Regions from separate parts of the Homo sapiens genome. Here region 2 is linked to region 1. The links are chromatin loops, found by intact Hi-C in ENCODE. Cell type or tissue: PC-3. All regions are shown on one strand. Links, peaks and the distances in the headings refer to the core of each region. The heading gives the core; the rest is flanking DNA. Region 1 overlaps CPEB4 (cytoplasmic polyadenylation element binding protein 4). Region 2 overlaps CPEB4 (cytoplasmic polyadenylation element binding protein 4).

Evidence for each region. Hi-C counts contacts between places; a loop is a spot of excess contacts. Peaks named below come from ENCODE experiments on the same cell type or tissue, not always from the same donor. Only the 100,000 strongest peaks of a DNase experiment are listed, where the experiment ranks them.
Region 2: a loop joins it to region 1, with 2.8 times the contacts of the local background. A loop is called at or near these places in 48 of 110 quality-filtered maps.

What each region holds. Positions count from the first base shown.
Region 1 is chr5:173,959,848-173,967,847 of GRCh38, reverse strand. It overlaps CPEB4 (cytoplasmic polyadenylation element binding protein 4), which reads right to left. Exons shown (of 10, transcript NM_030627.4): 10 at 5,868-8,000. Among named protein-coding and RNA genes, the nearest start is that of C5orf47, 25 kb to the left of the region's middle. RefSeq lists enhancers at 1-4, 3,435-4,317, 3,212-4,411. In PC-3, for the core only: no CTCF peak of the experiment used is centred there; a DNase peak (open chromatin) is centred at 4,547; H3K4me3 peaks cover 1,779 bases; H3K27ac peaks cover 2,056 bases.
Region 2 is chr5:173,896,694-173,906,089 of GRCh38, reverse strand. All of the region lies in intron 1 of CPEB4 (cytoplasmic polyadenylation element binding protein 4), which reads right to left. Among named protein-coding and RNA genes, the nearest start is that of CPEB4, 13 kb to the right of the region's middle. RefSeq lists a silencer at 4,070-4,364. In PC-3, for the core only: no CTCF peak of the experiment used is centred there; no DNase peak of the experiment used is centred there; H3K27ac peaks cover 1,879 bases.

The DNA of each region.
Region 1 (8,000 bases), core at 1-8,000:
TAGAGGGTGCTGTTACCTTCTGGACACAAAATTACATGCAATAGTTAAATTCTTCTCCTCTCTCTTCTTGACCTCCTCATTCTCCCTACTCTCCCCCTTAAACTCCTCCTCCTCACCCTCCGACACCCCTTATGGAGGGCTGCTGATCCTGACTTAAGTACAACACTTACGAGACTAAATCTGATTTCCCAGGTTGCATCCTCTCCAGCTTTAGAATTTCATGTTTGGTCTTTGTAGGAGTTGAACTTTGGGAAGGGGCAAAGAAAAAGGAAGTTGCTGATGACTGTATTTGACCATGGTCTTAACGTCTCCCTCAGAAGGGCGTTTTGCTGCAAATCTAGGTTCAGAGATTCTAAGTTGATTCTTCCAGGCTCTACAGCATCACATCTGCTCAAGAACAGCTGTTTAGGCTGCGGCAAGGATCAAAGCCATGTGTAATTCAAAGCTCCAGTGCTCTAAAAATGGCAGACACTGCCTCTCTTTACATATATACACACACATATATATATAAAAAGTCAGGAATATAAATTCTCTGTAGAAATCTATTTTGATGCTTCTGACATCTGAATCCAAAAGCAAAACGTTCAAGTGCTGTTTTAAAATTCACGAGGACACATCCGTAAGTCTCTCCCCCATTCCTTTGGATTTCAGGACTATTTTTGTGAGATTACATAGACCGTGCAGATATCAAAGGATCAGATGCATGAGAGGAGGCTTGATTTTCTATATAGAGCATGTTGGTCAATTATAGTTCTATAGAAAAAAGTAAAACCCTTTCTTCTTGGTGGGATTTTTCTTTGCATCTAAAAAACATATATCTGAGATATACAGAGATATACATGTCTCTATATATACACATAGACATATAGATACACATATAGAGAACCTGTCTGTACCAGAAATAAAAAATTAGCTGAGTGTGGTTATGCTCATCTGTGGTCCCAGCTACTCAGGAAGCTAAGGTGGGAGGATCACTTAAGCCCAGGAGGTCAAAGCTGCAGTGAGCCATGATGGTACCACTGCACTCCAGTCTGGGTGACAAAGTGAGACCCTGTCTCAAAAATAAAATAAAATAAAATAAAATCTATCCCTCCAACCACTTACCTATCTATCTCTTCATTATTTAGCAAGCTGGATAGCCTTCCTCGGAACCCATGTGATTTTGGTTAGTTGGGCCTCATCTTAGTCCCTTGAGAATTTGGGGATGGCATAGCTACAACACAGATTAGCTGTCACACTATTCATTGGTGAGTTTTTAACCAACGCAGGGGAATAAATGAAATTTTAATCAAATTTCCCTTTTAGGTTGGACATTTCTAAGGGGTGAGGTGAAACAGGCAGGACCTGCGTGCCTGGATTTGAATCCTGGCTTTGCAGATTAGTTAACGTTTTTGAACCTTGGTCGCCTTAAAATGAGATACTGTATAATGACAGTATCTATGACATAGGCTTGTGGGGAGGTAGAAAGGAGATCCCTATATCAAATGCCTAGCACTTGGAAAGCACTCCACCAATGTTGTAGTTATTATTAATATTTTGAGATGGAGTCTTGCTCTGTTACCCAGGCTGGAGTGCAGTGGTGCGATCTCAGCTCACTGTAACCTCCACCTCCTGGGTTCAAGAGATTCTCCTGCCTCAGCCTCCTGAGTAGCTGGGATTACAGGCGTGCGCCACCATGCCTGGCTAATTTTTGCATTTTTAGTAGACATGGGGTTTCACCATGTTGATCAGGCTGGTCTCGAACTCCTGATCTCGTGATCTGCCCACCTTGGCCTCTCAAAGTGCTGGGATTACAGGCATGAGCCACCGCCCCCGGCCTTATTATTATTATTCTCACTCCTAAAATTGTGTTTCTGGAATTCTTGGGTTTACAATACTAGAGAAAAGGGCCCTCCTTTTTCTTTGTTTCCTACTCCAAACTGATGTGTCTCTCTTGGTGGTTGGATCAAAGAGAAAGAATATGTACTAAGAAGTCTGTACTGTACTTCCTTAAAGTGAATAGAAATGTCATTTCAACTACCTTGTCCCTACTCCTAAAATATATACCCAGTTCTGGCCTCTGAGCCATACTCATGGGCTTAATGGAAGCCAGTAAGGCAGACAAGAACTGCAGAGGTGGGCCTGAGCCACCTGAGCTTGACAGAGCTCAAGGACTTCCCTCTGGCCTCCTTATCTGCCTCCCTACTAACTAATTACATGACCTCGAGCACCTGTCTTAGCTGAGAGTCAGTTTTTAAGAGAGGAAGTGGCCACATTTTAGGACTCACAATCAAAACTCACATTTGCTCTTACAAAGTTTATTTTTATTTTTTATTTTTAAAATTAGAGGCAGGGTCTTGCCATGCTGCCCAAACTCGTCTTGAACTCCTGGCCTCAAGTGATCCTCCCACCTTCCAAAGTGCTGGGATTACAGGCATGAGCCATTGTTCCCAGCCATTGTACAACTTTTGAGTTTTTTTGGTTTTATTTTGTGGTGTTTTTGTTTTATCCCCCAAGATGGTCTCACTTTGTTGCTCAGGCTGGAGTGCCATAGTGAGATCGTGGCTCACTGCAGCCTCCACCTGCTGGGCTCAAGCGATCCTCCATCTCAGCAGCCCCCTTCCCCCGCAGCAGCTGGAACGACAGGCACACACCACCATGCCCAGCTAAGTTTTTGTTGTTGTTGTTGTTGTTGTTGAGACGGGGTTTTGCCATGTTGCCCAGGCTGGTCTTGAACTCCTGGGTTCAATTGATCCTCAGCCTAGGTCTCCCGGAGTGCTGGGATAACAGGCGTGAGCCACCGTGCCCACCCATCTTACAACTTTTGTTTTATCATCCTATCTCTATAGTTTCAAATATGACAGTTACACCCAGATTAGGTTTAGGAATGAAACTTTTCTTTTAAAAACAAAATAAAACTTGAATAAAAAGCCCTGATCCTGTTCATTGCTAATCCAGCGGCAAGAAGGTTTAAAGGAGAAGATTTGAGATTAGTAGATGAGAATTGGGACCTAGGCACATCCCAGCCTTGGCCAAATCACCCACCTTCTCCATGAGACAGTTCTATGATCTGTTCAATACCTCATGGAAGTGTTATCCTTGCTAATGTATGTAAGGGCCTGATATATAACAGGGGATCAGCATTTACTAGTTTCTTCTGAACCAAATCATTCCGTCATTGAAGTCAGCAGTGCTGAGAGTCATCTGATGGATGTGACTATTCCACATTCCCACCCTCACCCCACCCCACCCTCACCCCACCCTCACCCCACCCCACCCCACCCCAACCCTCACCCTCACCCCACCCCACCCTCACCCCACCCCACCCTCACCCCACCCCACCCCAACCCTCACCCTCACCCCACCCTCACCCTCACCCCACCCCACCGTCACCCTCACCCCACCCCACCCTCACCCACCCTACCCCACCCAGCACGCTGTTGGAATCAAACCTTCTGTCACCAAACACTCAAGGACCCACAGCACTTTTCCCTCAAACATGAAAGGGGAATTGTGCCTTTGAAGCGGCGTTGTGGTCTGGGGTAAGTACCCGAGGTTCGTCGTCTCGTGCCAGGGAAATCAACAACGCGGACATACAAGAAGTGAGTTTAACCCTGGAGGTTCAATAAGCAAAAGAAAGAGAATAGCTCTCTCTCTTAGGAGAGAGAGGGGCTCCCGGGTGGGACTTCCGGCTCCACAATGAAATGCATGGGATTTTATAGATGAGCTTGAGGAGGCGTGTCTGATTCACGTAGGGCCAGAGAGATTGGTCGGACCAGGCGTGACACTTGCATCACGCACAAAGAAGCTGGCCATCCCACCCTAATCTTTTATTATGCAGATGGGGGTCTCTACCTGGCCAACGCCATGTTGCCTGCCTTTCTACTGCACACATAGCGACAAAGAAAAGGAAGAGGGAGCCTCCATGTTGAACATGCCTGGCCCCCAGCTAGCCTTTTCCTGTTGGCACAGCTGCCGGCATTTACCTATGCAGGCTTCCAGCTTGCTTATTTATGTCTGCAGCTCGATTTTACAGGCTGCTCTTTGTTAGAAAAGAAATGATTTGGGGGCTGCTTTTTGTTAAAAGGGAAGCCTGAGGACTCTCTTACCCTCGCTAACCGCCTAAATAATTTCCTTTTAGCTCCTGTATCACCTTCATTCCTCCAAATAAGGAAGCGCCAGGTCTTTCTTGGATCCTAGCTAAAACATTCTTTGCAGCTTCACATAATTATTTTACCACCACCCCTCCCGGTTCTCTTCCTGGGTAACTGATTTCACGAGTTTAAAATGCCCTGCTGCCTTTGGTGGGTTCTGGGGAGTCACTCCTAGGTCTCACAGGGAGGTGGGAGAAGAGTTGAAAATAATCTCTTTAAAATGGTGACATTTGCTTGATCACATTGACATTTTTAGGGTATCAAAGCCGGGCTTCCTGAAATAGAACTCCGATGAAAAGGATAAAGAAAGCTCAAGCTTAGCTGCTGGCATTTGCGTGCACTGATTCACCACCTCCAGCCCAGCTACCCACAGGCAGTTTTTCCCTGACACTGAATCAAATTACACGCAATACTAAAGGCTGGAGGTTTGCTCACATTCTGATTTGGGATGCTGCTGTTCATTTTTAACTTCCCTGAGACAATGTGTACTTTTCCAACTCTGGTCACCACGCTGAATCACAATAAGACACTTTTTCCAGACAGCCAACAATGACACCCAGCTTGACTAGAGAAAGATGATAACCCAAAATATCCTGAGAAGACTCAAGGCACGGCAAAATAAAATGTTCTCTAATGAGGACGACTGAATTGGTATTGCTAGGTAAGAGTTCCTAGTGGGGCGCAAATGTTCATTTTCTAAATTCTTAGAATTTATTCAAAGCCAGTGGCGCCTATTCTCAAGAGAATCAGCGGGTGAGGGGTGCTGAGGGAAGTTTGCAAAAGAAAATTTTGAAGGAGGATATAGGAATGATGAGAAAGGGAGACAGCATATCATAGAATGGCAGATTCAAAGCACTAGCTGCTTGTCTCAAGTGGCATTTGAGGCACTCATGAGAAACAAGGGCTGGTCTGAGACAGTGAAAAGCATAATCAAAATAGCTTTATTGTGCAAAGTAACTTCTCTTTTTCTTTCTTCTGGGATGGTAGTAGAGGGAAGACGAATTAGGAGGATGCACTGGAACTAGGACAGGGCTTAGAAGCTACGTAAGTACCTAGAACTCCAGTAAAGTAGGTGTGGGCAATGAAAGCAGCTCTGAAAGTGGCTCACAAGTGGCAGGGCCAAGCACCCTTCCAGAACACATGTATGGATGCCAAAAAACAAAGTGGGGTTTCAAAGCTTCTTGAAACATACTAAAATGTTACAGTGGTATAGCCCAAAGTATGTTCCATGTGTTACCTGTAAACAGAATCTGTAGTCAGAGAAATTGGAGTGAGAGGGACACTTTCAACAAAGTAAATAGGTTTCTGGCTGGGCACGGTGGCTCACGCCTGTAATCCCAGCACTTTGGGAGGCCAAGGCGGGCGGATCACCTGAGGTCAGGAGTTCGAGACCAGCCTGACCAACATGGAGAAACCCCATCTCTACTAAAAATACAAAATTAGTTGGGCATGGTGGTGCATGCCTGTAATCCCAGCTACTTTGGAGGCTGAGGTAGGAGAATGGCTTGAACACGGGAGGCAGGGGTTGCAGTGAGCTGAGAGCACACCATTGCACTCACTCCAGCCTGGGCAACAAGAGCAAAACTCCATCTCAAAAAAATAAATAAATAAAATAAAATAAAATAAAATAAAATAAAAAAGATTTCTTCATTGTAGAATTTCTTGAAGTCTTAATAAGCTAATGTGCAAATGTGCATTATTTTGACTTTGCAAGAAACAAGGTGACCCATTTTCTAAGTGTATTTAATGGTAAAACTTTATTTTTTTTTGTCTTTTTCTTGTGGAAAGGACTATCCTAGTCCTCTGAAGATCACAGTCTGAAATATTAGAGTTTTGTCTTGTTTATTATTCGGTTATTACACATTTCAGAAAATAATTACTCCTTAAAAATTTCTAACTCACTGACACCTTCAGTATTCTTCAATTTTTAAAATCAGAGATTACTTTCCCCATGACTTTTGATCAAACTATTTCCCAAACTTAAAAAAAAAAAAAAATCCCTAGAAAAAGTACTTACTTTCTGATCTAGCTGTGGACACAAACACCCATTACCAAAAGGGGTTATGAAATGACTTGATTGTTAAGAGTGTGGTAGAGAATTTCCACTGTTTATTCATCTGGTTAGACAGTAAAAACAAAAGATAAAAATAAAAAGAATTTTCCTCGTTGGGTAGGTTTAGGCAATCAGTGAATGAAGAAATATAGCCCAGGAAGCCTCTTACACCCTTTCCAGACACACCATTCTGTGATTTAAAACACCCAAAGCAATGCACCTATGTAATTTCAAGATAGAGTTGTTATATCACATATCATTGATATCTCACTTACCTGAAATAAACATTTCCTAAAATAAACTAAATATGCTTGGGCTATCTTTTTTTTCTTTTCTTAAAATAGTGAAACCATCCCAGAATGCCTAGGAATATTATAGACTTGATAACCAAATGCCACCCACATCTCCAGTGTCCCATCCCTGGGGTTTCCTCAAGGCCCTTCATTGAATGCTCAACGTAAGGTTTGGGAATTGCCAGATGAGAGAAAGGGGAAGCTGTCCAGCCTGCCCTTACCCTCAGTAATCTCTATAGTTAGAAGAGCTGCCTGTTGGGAAAGACAACTTAGACGCAAAAGATCTCATAGTCCATTTCTCTCAGGACAAGAACCTCTTCTAGTCTTGAGAATACTATACTCAAGAAAGAACAGATATTAAATCTGACAAAACAGGATATTCTCAGTGTTATATTTTGTTATAATAAATCCTTATGTTAAAAGTTTGAGAATGCAGTTTAAAATATAAATACTAACACATTACAGCACTTGGTAGTCCACATGATTAATGGATCAAATCAAAGATAATATTTTCAATTGACATGCCATAGAGATTATAATCCCACACACCGTATCCTATGACATTAAGGTCTATGGAGGAACTGGGAATTGGAAGTCAAAAGAGACTTGTTTTCAAGCCCTTTGGTAGTGTGGCCACAAATCAAGACTATTCATTGACAAAGACTCAAAACTGAACCTCCCAGATACGGACTTTCATTATTAACTAAACATTGGGTTTTTCACTTTTGTTGGGCATTTGGCCTTCAACTGATAACTGAATGCTTAGATCCTGGGCTTACTCCCTGTATACATATTGAAGGCTACAAATAAAAAGAACTCTGCAGGGCAGGCAGCAGGTGAACTAACAGTACAGGCCAAAGACACAACCACCCACCGACGCTTATAGGCTTACATAAGAATGCACACTGGCCACAGTACTTATATGACTGAAGATTTTTTCCTATTGGTTTGTGCTGCATTAGCTGAACAGTATATTCCTAATATTTTAAAATGTTACATTCCCAGTCAAGAAAGCATCATCTACTTGTGTTAAAAAGAAATAAGTATATTAAAAGAAATCTGAGTTAAAAGTTTTATTCATTCAACATCTCACATTACAAATATTTAAAAATTATATGCATACTGGTATAAATAGTCATTTGCAAACTATTTAATAACATTAATTTTTCACTAGCACTTCAACAAATGAACTCTTTTAAAAAAGGAACTGTGTTATATAACTTAAGAGTAGAACATACAAAAATAGGAACTTAACGTGAAAATGACTTTAATAAAAAATGAATTACCCTTATTTAAAATGCTATAATAAATACTACAACCTCCCCATACACAGTAAAAACTATATGGAAATTCAGCCAAGTAGTACAATTAACTGACATACTTAAATAACTTTTCCTTCTGATAATATGAGCAATACACTGGAAAAAAAATTAGGGATTAGTAAAAACTAGACACCCACTTGCTAAAAGTTTCACTTCCAAAAAATATAACAAAAATCTGATGAAAATTATAAAAACTAAT
Region 2 (9,396 bases), core at 1-8,000, 62 kb after region 1:
CAAAGATTAACTGTAAAATAGAAACCTTGTTAGGTGATGCTCTTCTTGATTGAACTTGAGCTAATGACCAAAACATGAACATTAGCATAAATGAGTGGAATGGGCATTAGACACTAGGAAGCTTCAACTCTGCCTGTCGTATTTTATGAGCTTGGGCACTTTCGTCCTTTATACCTCTTTTCTGGTCCATAAAAGGAGTGGTTTGATTGGATCTCTGATGTCCCTGTCCTAACTCCAAAATACATTTGTATTCTAGCTTTTTGATATCCTAACATGTCTTGTTCTTTCAAGATTTACAGTTTAAATTATGACAATTATGGCAGGAACCAAAAATAAGGATGAGAATTTATTAATCAAAGTCCACCACTTTTGCCCACTAATCAAAGTCCATCACTTTTGCCCACAAAAAGGCAAGGGTCAGTGATCAATTAGTAAGAAAATGATCACTTAGAGTCTTAAAAGGACAATCACAGCTGGGTACAGTGGCTCACACCTGTAATCCCAGCACTTTGGGAGGCCGAGGTGGGCAGATCACAAGGTCAGGAGTTCGAGACCAGCCTGCCCACAACATGGTGAAAAAATACAAAAATTAGCTGGGCGTGGTGGCAGGTGCCTGTAACCCCAGCTACTTGGGAGGCTGAGGCAGGAGAATCGTTTGAACCTGGGAGGCGGGGTTGCAGTGAGCTGAGATCACACCATTGCACTCCAGCCTGGCGTTAGAGCGAGACTCCATCTCAAAAAAAAAAAGACAATCATGGCATTTTAATTATGCTACATAAAACATAAAATAAGCTTCTTTCAAAAAAAATCTACTTAAAAAATTTGCTGGGGGACAGAAGAGTGAAGTGTGCTGCTTTCAGATAGATTATTAAAGAATCTCTTATAAAACAAAAGATACTGACAACTCAATTTGCTTTCAACCCCACTGCCAGTTTCTCTTGGCACCCTAAAGGGAGAAATTAGAAAAGCAGACCTACCCTTTATTGAGCATCTACTAAGCACCTGATATTATTCTAGGTACTTGATAAACACTGTCTTAATTAATCCTCAAATCTTCTAAGTTACATTTTTTTATTATTATTATTATTATTATTATTATTATTATTATTATTATTATCTGAGACAGGGTCTCACTCTGTTGCCCAAGTTGGAGTGCAGTGGCACAATCACAGCTCACCACAGCATCAAACTCCTGGGCTCCAGTGATCCTCTGGCCTCGGCCTCCCAAGTAGCTGGGACTATAGACATGAGCTACTGTACCCAGCCTATTACTCCTATTTTAATAATAAAAACTGAGACTAAAGAAAACTTACACAATTTACTACACAGATTGGTTACTGCATAGTTTAGTGGCATAGTCAGATTCAAACCCAAGTCTTACTATAAACCAAGTAAGTGATCCTTCCTTGGGTAGGGTAATGATCATGGCAAAGAACCATACTAATTAAGACATACATTTGAATAAAGGAGGCACTCTAAGGGTTCTGAGGGTATGAATATGCTGGCTAGTGCCTGGCAAACAGTAGGCACTCAAATATTACTTATATTTTACTTATACAAATATTACCTTTTATATTTTACCTATACAAATGATATATATCAGAGGTACTAAAACCATAAGAAGAGAAAGAGAAATCTTATCTTCCTTTTCCCCATTGAGATGACAGAGTGGCATACAAATTAGAGACCCATCATAAATGCATCTCTGGGTTATCTACTAACCACAGGAGTACTGGTGGTAGTAACAGTACTAATAGGATTACTATCAGCAGCTAACATTATGGGTTACATTCATAACCTCATTTATTCTTCACAAAACCCTGATACAATTAGATATGTTCAGTTATTATCCCACTTCACAGATGAAGAAACTGAAGCTTCGAGTATTTAAATAATTCCATCAATGTTAGGTAAGTGGAGGCAGAATGTGAACCCAGACCTTCTGACTCTAGAACATGTGAGCTTAGTAATCATGAAGGAAAATAAAAGATCACCAATGATTTTCAAGGCTAAGCAAAGCAAACTTTATCACAATGCTTAAACCTCATCATATTCTGTAGTCTTAATTATTATATTTAATATACTGAGTTGCATGTCAGTAACTGGTTAGTTTCAGTTTCTGTCATCTCTACTTCACAGGACAATTTCTAAAAGAAAGACCTTATGATACCACTATGAAAATCAAAGTTGATAAAAATAAGCTTCTGACAAAACAAAATGAATGTTTCAGAGAGGACCCTTGTTTTTAGTATACACCTGAATAATACTGCCTGCCAGGGCAAAATGGGAAGACCTACATCAGTATATAGCTAATGACAAGGCTTTTCATGACATTCCAGAAGCTGCCACAAGCAGCACGTGAACCTGCTGGTCTGTTCCTATCAGGAAAAACAACCAAATTGTAATTATGCCACAGACCAAAATAATCATTTGTGGCCATTTTTTTTTAACATCCAGATGGCTGATCTAAGCCAGCGTTTCTCATACTTGAGAGTACGTCAGAATCACCTGGAGTTCTTGTTAAAATACAGATTACTGGGTCCATCCCCACAGTCTCATTCAGCATGGGTCGTGTCCAAGAATTCCCATCTCTGACAAGTTTCCAAATGACACCAGGGATTACTCTTTGAGAACCACGGAGTTAAGCAAATCCATTCAACAGGTTAACTTCATTAGATCCTTAGGGGTGTGCTTTATAGCTTTTATCCTAGTTGGCCAGCTATGATGCAGTCCAGCTTAAATATTCTACAGGAACTACTGTATGATTTCCTTATGAAGAGAAGGGCTTTGCTCTCAAAACCTGAAACAGCTCTGTCTTTCAAGTTCTAAGGTCCATACCTTTGGAAAGATTAAAATAAAGTTCAATTTCACCAAAACAAAATTCCTTAAGAAAAAGCATCAAGAGGTGAGTGGCTCACCATTAAGAACAAACAAAATACAAATTTGGTGCTTGAATTTTCACAATAAAATACTATCTCTGGCATCCATATACCCCATATCTTAAGCATATAGCTTTTTTTTTTTTTTTTCATTCAGCTACATGGAATATCTGCCATTCAGGTATTTACTACTGACATGTCTTCTCTCTCTCACAACTGGTCAAATGCCCTACAAGCCAAGATAAACAGTCTAAACAAAGGATATGCTAATTACTCATTCCTTCAGATTCAACCTATTTATCAAGTCACATCATCAGAAAATACATAGTATATACTGGTCCCTTTGGACTTGCTTTTATAGAATTATGGCTTAACAGCATGATCTCAGATTTTAATAAGCAGAAAATATTAGTAACTGCTGTTTGTTAAACATCTATGAATTTTCTTGTAAAATTTGTCAGCAATGGAAAAATTCATTGTCTGTCAACGCCCCATGATTAGAAACCTGCAAGGCAAATTTCTCTCAAAAATATTTCACTCTTGTTTAAAAGTATGCTTATTTTCATTAGAGAATGAGATCTACATCACCCATCATGTTACATTTTTGTCTTGGATGCTGGGGTGTTCACAGTTAGGTTATGTGCTCACAGGCAAAAACTGTACTGAGTTTAAATGTTCTCATCTAAATATAACCCATGCTACCCACCACCACCACCACCACTCTATTATTGCTTCTTTTTATACTTGAGCTAGTATGTTTTGGCATTACTAGACTGAGTCTAAAACACAAAAGGTAATTAATTGAATGTAACCACATTATTAAGAACCAAAGCCAAAATTCAGCTATCCCTTGACTCATTCTATTTCTATAAAAACATATATTACTGTGATCATCATTTCTCAGACTGCTACATATCTGTACCAGGCTACAGAAGTTTCTCTTTCTGGCTTAAACTTTCCCTGGTAAAGAAGGGAAGGGAAAATATTTTGGTTTGAAAGGAAAGTGTACGCCAGTGTGTCAGCTGCCAAAATAAATAGAAATTTTGAGATGCCAGTAGAGCCCATAATTAATCAAAGGTAACTATGGGAGTTTTAATTCAAGATTTGCCAAAATGTAAATATTCCTCTTGAATTAAATAATATGTAAATTCACAGATCATCAAGAGTGGACTATCCAGTCAACTTTCAAGATTCCACTTCCAAATGACCCTCACATCCCTACACAGGCAGCAAATCCCTTTTCCCTTATGTCTCCCTAGCACTCTGACATCCCACAAGATAGTGATAAGCTCTGTATGACAGAGCTTATACTATCACCATGCGCCATGAGCTTCACTCATTTTCATATCCACAGCTTGTAGCATGCCGTAAAGCCATCGCCACTGATATAGAAAGTGGCTAACATGTTCCTCCTGGCTCTGTGTTGTGCATCTTACATGAATTACATAACATTTACATATATTAGTTCCTCACAACCATCATATGAAGTCAGTACTGTCATTTATTTTCCCCATCGTAGGCAAATGAAGCTAGGAGAAGTTAACTAATTGCCCTACAAAGTCACACAGTAAGTGGTCGAGTCTGACTTCAGAGCAGATGTTCAGGAAAAGTGGTTTAAGTGAAGTTTTGTTTGGGCCTAGAATTTTTGCTCTATTATTACCTGCCAGGTATGAAATCCTTCACTATATATACGTGGCCTGAATGAAGACAACGAGCATCAGAGATTAAAGTTAAAGTGGTAATTATCTGAAGCAGGAGGGACCACATTTAACAGCATCTCATATTTCTTTGCAAGTTCCCTCTTCAATCAGTACTTTTTCATTATAGCTCCTGTAATGAAGGTAGAGTCTAACAGATCTTAGGTTACCACATGTTCCCTAATAGAATTATGATCTACAACTAAATGAATGAATGTCTTCAGTGTATTACCTTGGATCAACAGCTCCATTTGGTTGCCATGTTAATTGACAAATAAGATCTCTCCAGAAAGCCTCTGAGAACATTTTTTATTGCACCTTTACTAAATAAATCACATTCATTTTGAGCATTATAAATCCTTAAAATGATAAACATTTCTTGTCATCACTTATTTGTATTAAAAAACCAAATGACCATTCTAGGCTTGATTAGTCAGTCAGTTCCTGAATCAATAGACCTTTTCTTCTTCTTGACAATTTGTTCATACTAATCTTGCCTAGCAGAGAGAAATAATTAAAATCTATCACAAGCTTTGATACTTGTGATACTAAGTATCAAACATACTAAGCAAGTGATCTTGATGCTGCAATATCATTGAACCTTAATTTCATCAGCAAAACGAGGATAATAGCACCTCCCTTATAAATCTGTAGTGAAAAGCCAGTGAGATAAGGTATATGGGCAGCAGGAGCACAAAGCATGGCGGTTAGTGAACTCATTCAATAAACATTTCTCTGCCCCTTCTATGGTGCAATGAAAAAAAGCATGAAACTCACATTTTAAATTAGATATCGGTTGTATCTGAATAAGTCAGTGATTCTGTGCTATTTTCTATAACCTGTTTTCATAGAGATAATCAAAATATGTTCAAACCTATGACCCCAAAACTATCAGTATAAGACTTCTCCCTAATAAACTATTCAGGGCAAGAAGTCATTAGTTCAAGGAAAGCAGGTAAACAATACTAACACTCAGCCTTGAGGAATGAAGTTATTTAGACCTCAACTGGCTGTTAGAGTTCCTGTTCTCCATGTCTGCTAGGTCTGAGCAGGGTCCGGCGTCAGCAGGGAGAGGGGTCCACCCTAATGTACAACTTTTTTTTTTTTTGAGACAGAGTTCCGCTGTTGTTGTCCAGGCTGGAGTGCAATGGCGCGATCTCGGCTCACTGCAACCTCTGCCTCCTGGGTTCAAGTGATTATTCTGCCTCAGCCTCCAGAATAGCTGGGACTACAGGCGCCCGCCACCACACCAGGCTAATTTTGTATTTTTAGTAGAGATGGGGTTTCTCCATATTGGTCAGGCTGGTCTCGAACTCCCGACCTCAGGTGATCCGCCCACCTCAGCCTCTCGCAGTGCTGGGATTACAGGCGTGAGCCACCACACCTGGCCAATGCACAACCTTTATTCCTAAACTGAAGCTTATGTCTTGTAACCCTCGACATCTCTTCTGTGAGCCTTGACAGTGATCTCAAAAGGCAGCTTGTGCCCAGCCTCCACATTTCCAGACTCTCACAACACCCCCCGACCCCCATCCACAGTTCTCCAGAATCTCCTGGGCAGAAGGCACTCCTCAACACTCAAGCACAAAGAGGAGGTCACTGGCCAGTGCACTTCAGGAGCAGAAGTATCACGTTTGCCATAGCTAAGCATCCTCAGCCCATGGCCCTTCAAAAGCATCAAACATTTGTGCACTGAAAGCAAGCAAGAAATGTAAAAAGTTGATGCAGTCTAAAAGTCTGCAAGGGACCCCAAACCTCTACATTCCTCTTAAAAAACAGAAAAACAAAAAAGACAGCAACCATAAAAGCTCAGTCCTGTCCTGTTCTCTCACTCATCTTTCCTTTCAGAGGTCTTGCCCACAAGTCCACAGAAGTGTGAACCTAGAGAAAGGATAAGATGAAGGGAGGAAAACGGTATACTCTCCTCCCAAATTTCGAATCACTAGCTGGTATTTGGGTGCTTTAACTGGATCTCTTATTTTTCTATGTTACAGAAAGAGAAGATGAAGCCAACAGTGGTCCACCACTATTGGCACCAGGTTGAGCAGTGAAACAGACTGAGCAGGTACAACAGAAATGTGGGCCTTGCTTCAGTTTCTCACTACCCTTCTTTAAAAAAACAACTTGAAAAAAATTTTAATGTTTTCTCTTAAAGACTCCTCTAGAGACACATACTGAACCATTTACAGATGAAATAATATGATATGAAGCAATTGCTTCAAAATAATACAAATGGGGAGAGAGAGGATTAAGGGTATAGATGAAACAAGATTGTCCAGGAGCTGATAATTGTTGAAGCCAGGTGACACATACATGGGAGTTCACTAGACTATTCTGTCTACCATGGAATATATTTAAATTTTTCCATAATAAAAATTTAAGAAGACATGGGTCAGGGGGTGCTTTACCAAGAGAGAAAAAAAATATCACCAGTTGGTCACTTTCAGCAGTGTTCAAGAAAATCAGTGTGTCATCTAGCCTCAGTCCCACCATTATTTAAGTATAGTGACTTTAGGAATTGTATTTTATTTATTTAAAATTAAGTTCAGGCCAGGTGCGGTGGCTCACGCCTATAATCCCAGCACTTCCGGAGGCCAAAGCGAGCGGATCACCTGAGGTCAAGAGTTCGAGACCAGCCTGGCCAACATGGTGAACTAAAAGGTACAAAAATTAGATGGGCCTGGTGGCACATGCCTGTAGTCCCAGCTACTGGAGAGGCTGAGGCACGAGAATTGCTTAAACCCAGGAGGTGGTGGTTGCTGTGAACCAAGATCGCGCTACTGCACTCTAGTCTGGGCAACAGAATGAGACCTTGTCTCAAAAAATAAAATTAAGTTCAAATTATCACACACCAGTTACACACGGGTTTTCAGATTTTAAGAAATTGTGCTATATTTTGAATAAAACTTTGACTTAATATTTCTGTTTGATGAGTTGCTTTCTTAAAACAATAGAATCTTCTAGAAGCCAAATATTAGACATATTTCATTTTATCCTCAAAAATACCAGACAAAAGAAATGAGAAAATAAAGGACCCAGAAGGTGCTGTAGCTTGCCTAGGTCACATAGCTAATGAATGGCCGAGCCATATCTGGAACCCAGATCTGACTTCCATTAACTGAGATAGTTTTCTAATAACATTTTTTCAGAGTATGTGAATATTCTGAGTCACGTTCTTATATTTTTATTTTTTTAAGGTCTCATAGACAATAAAATGGCAGCAACTATTTTACTGACTAGTACCATGATCCTATTGACTAGATGCATTCCTCAAGAATACCTGGAAGAACTATTATTTAAATTGTTACATGGTATTTTAAAATAAATATAGATTTAAAATATATAATACTGAGGAACTAATTATAACTTAGTTTTGGTCTACTAAAAAATGATTAGAATATATCTGATAAATCTTTAGCAAATAGAAATTGCCCAACCAAAATAACCTACAATATAAAATGCGCTTGTACAGCTTAAAGCTTTGAACTTGAATAATTCCATTTGTAAACATGAATGAGCACCTATAGGTAGCTGATGGAGTTTTTCTTTGGCATGTAACAGGACCAGAATTCTGCTATCCAAGTTAAAGTTTGCCTTTTGTGGTACCATTTTGTCATAGAATGTAAATCAGCACATGTTATATATAAACATACGGTAACTTATACGAGTGTGTATTTATAATTGATAATTACACTTTCCAAATATTTTTCCAAAAACATTATAATTTTCTAAAAATTTAAAATTTCCAAATATAAGCATATATTTATAAACACATTAATGACTACGTTAATAAAAAAGTTTGGAAATGCCATTTATACAATTTTTTGTTATAGCTAAAATTGAATGTTAGTTTGCCTTAATGATTAAACAATTTATAGATTAAAATGAAACTATTGGGCTAGTTGATAATTTGTTTATAATATTTAAGAGAAAAAAATGCATGTTCAGTCTTACTCAAAGATTAGCACAGGTCAAAAATACATTACAAACCATGTTACTGATTCATTTTTTATGACAGTCCTGTGCTTAGTCCATAACATAGTAGGTGCTCCAATAAATGTGTGCTAAATACATTAAAATATTTTTTAAAAACTCTTGATTCCAGGATAAAAGCCAAACTATTCTCAATTCAAATCTATGGCACCCTTTCATATCTCTTACTGAAAAATCATAAATTCTCCATTAAAATGTAGTCTCCTTTAATGTATGCAAAAGCAATCACATGTTCTAAAGTTCTTAATAAAACAACTGTGGCCAAAATCTTTCAAAATCCTGAAAGAAACAGGCTGTCAATGCTAATGAAAGTTTAAGCTTATATTTAATTAGAAAACTTCTCTTCGAGAAAATTGATAATTCTGCTAAATATTTTATCTGTCTGGGGTTGCATCTATAGCTTATTCAATAAAGCATATATAGCAAGATAAGCATGACTAAAATATTTCACAGTAACACAAGCTATATTTGTAACTAATTTCATAACTTTATTCAATATAAGAAAGCCATATTTTAAATTTAAAAAGTTAATCAACCTAATATGGCCACATACATAAGGTGCCTCACATTACCCTTCACTGTTAGGTATTATCATATTTTAGAAAAAGTGTTTTGTATTTTTTCTAGAGATGGGGTCTGACCATGTTGCCCAGGCCTGGTCTCAAATTCCTGGGCTCAAGTGATCCGTCCACCTCGGCCTCCCAAAGTACTAGGATCACAGGTGTGACCCACCATGCCCGGCCAGTTATTATTTTCTTGATACGGTATTTTCTTCTGGAATTTAAAAGATTTACTCAAGGTCACACTGCTCATTAGAGTTTAGAGAC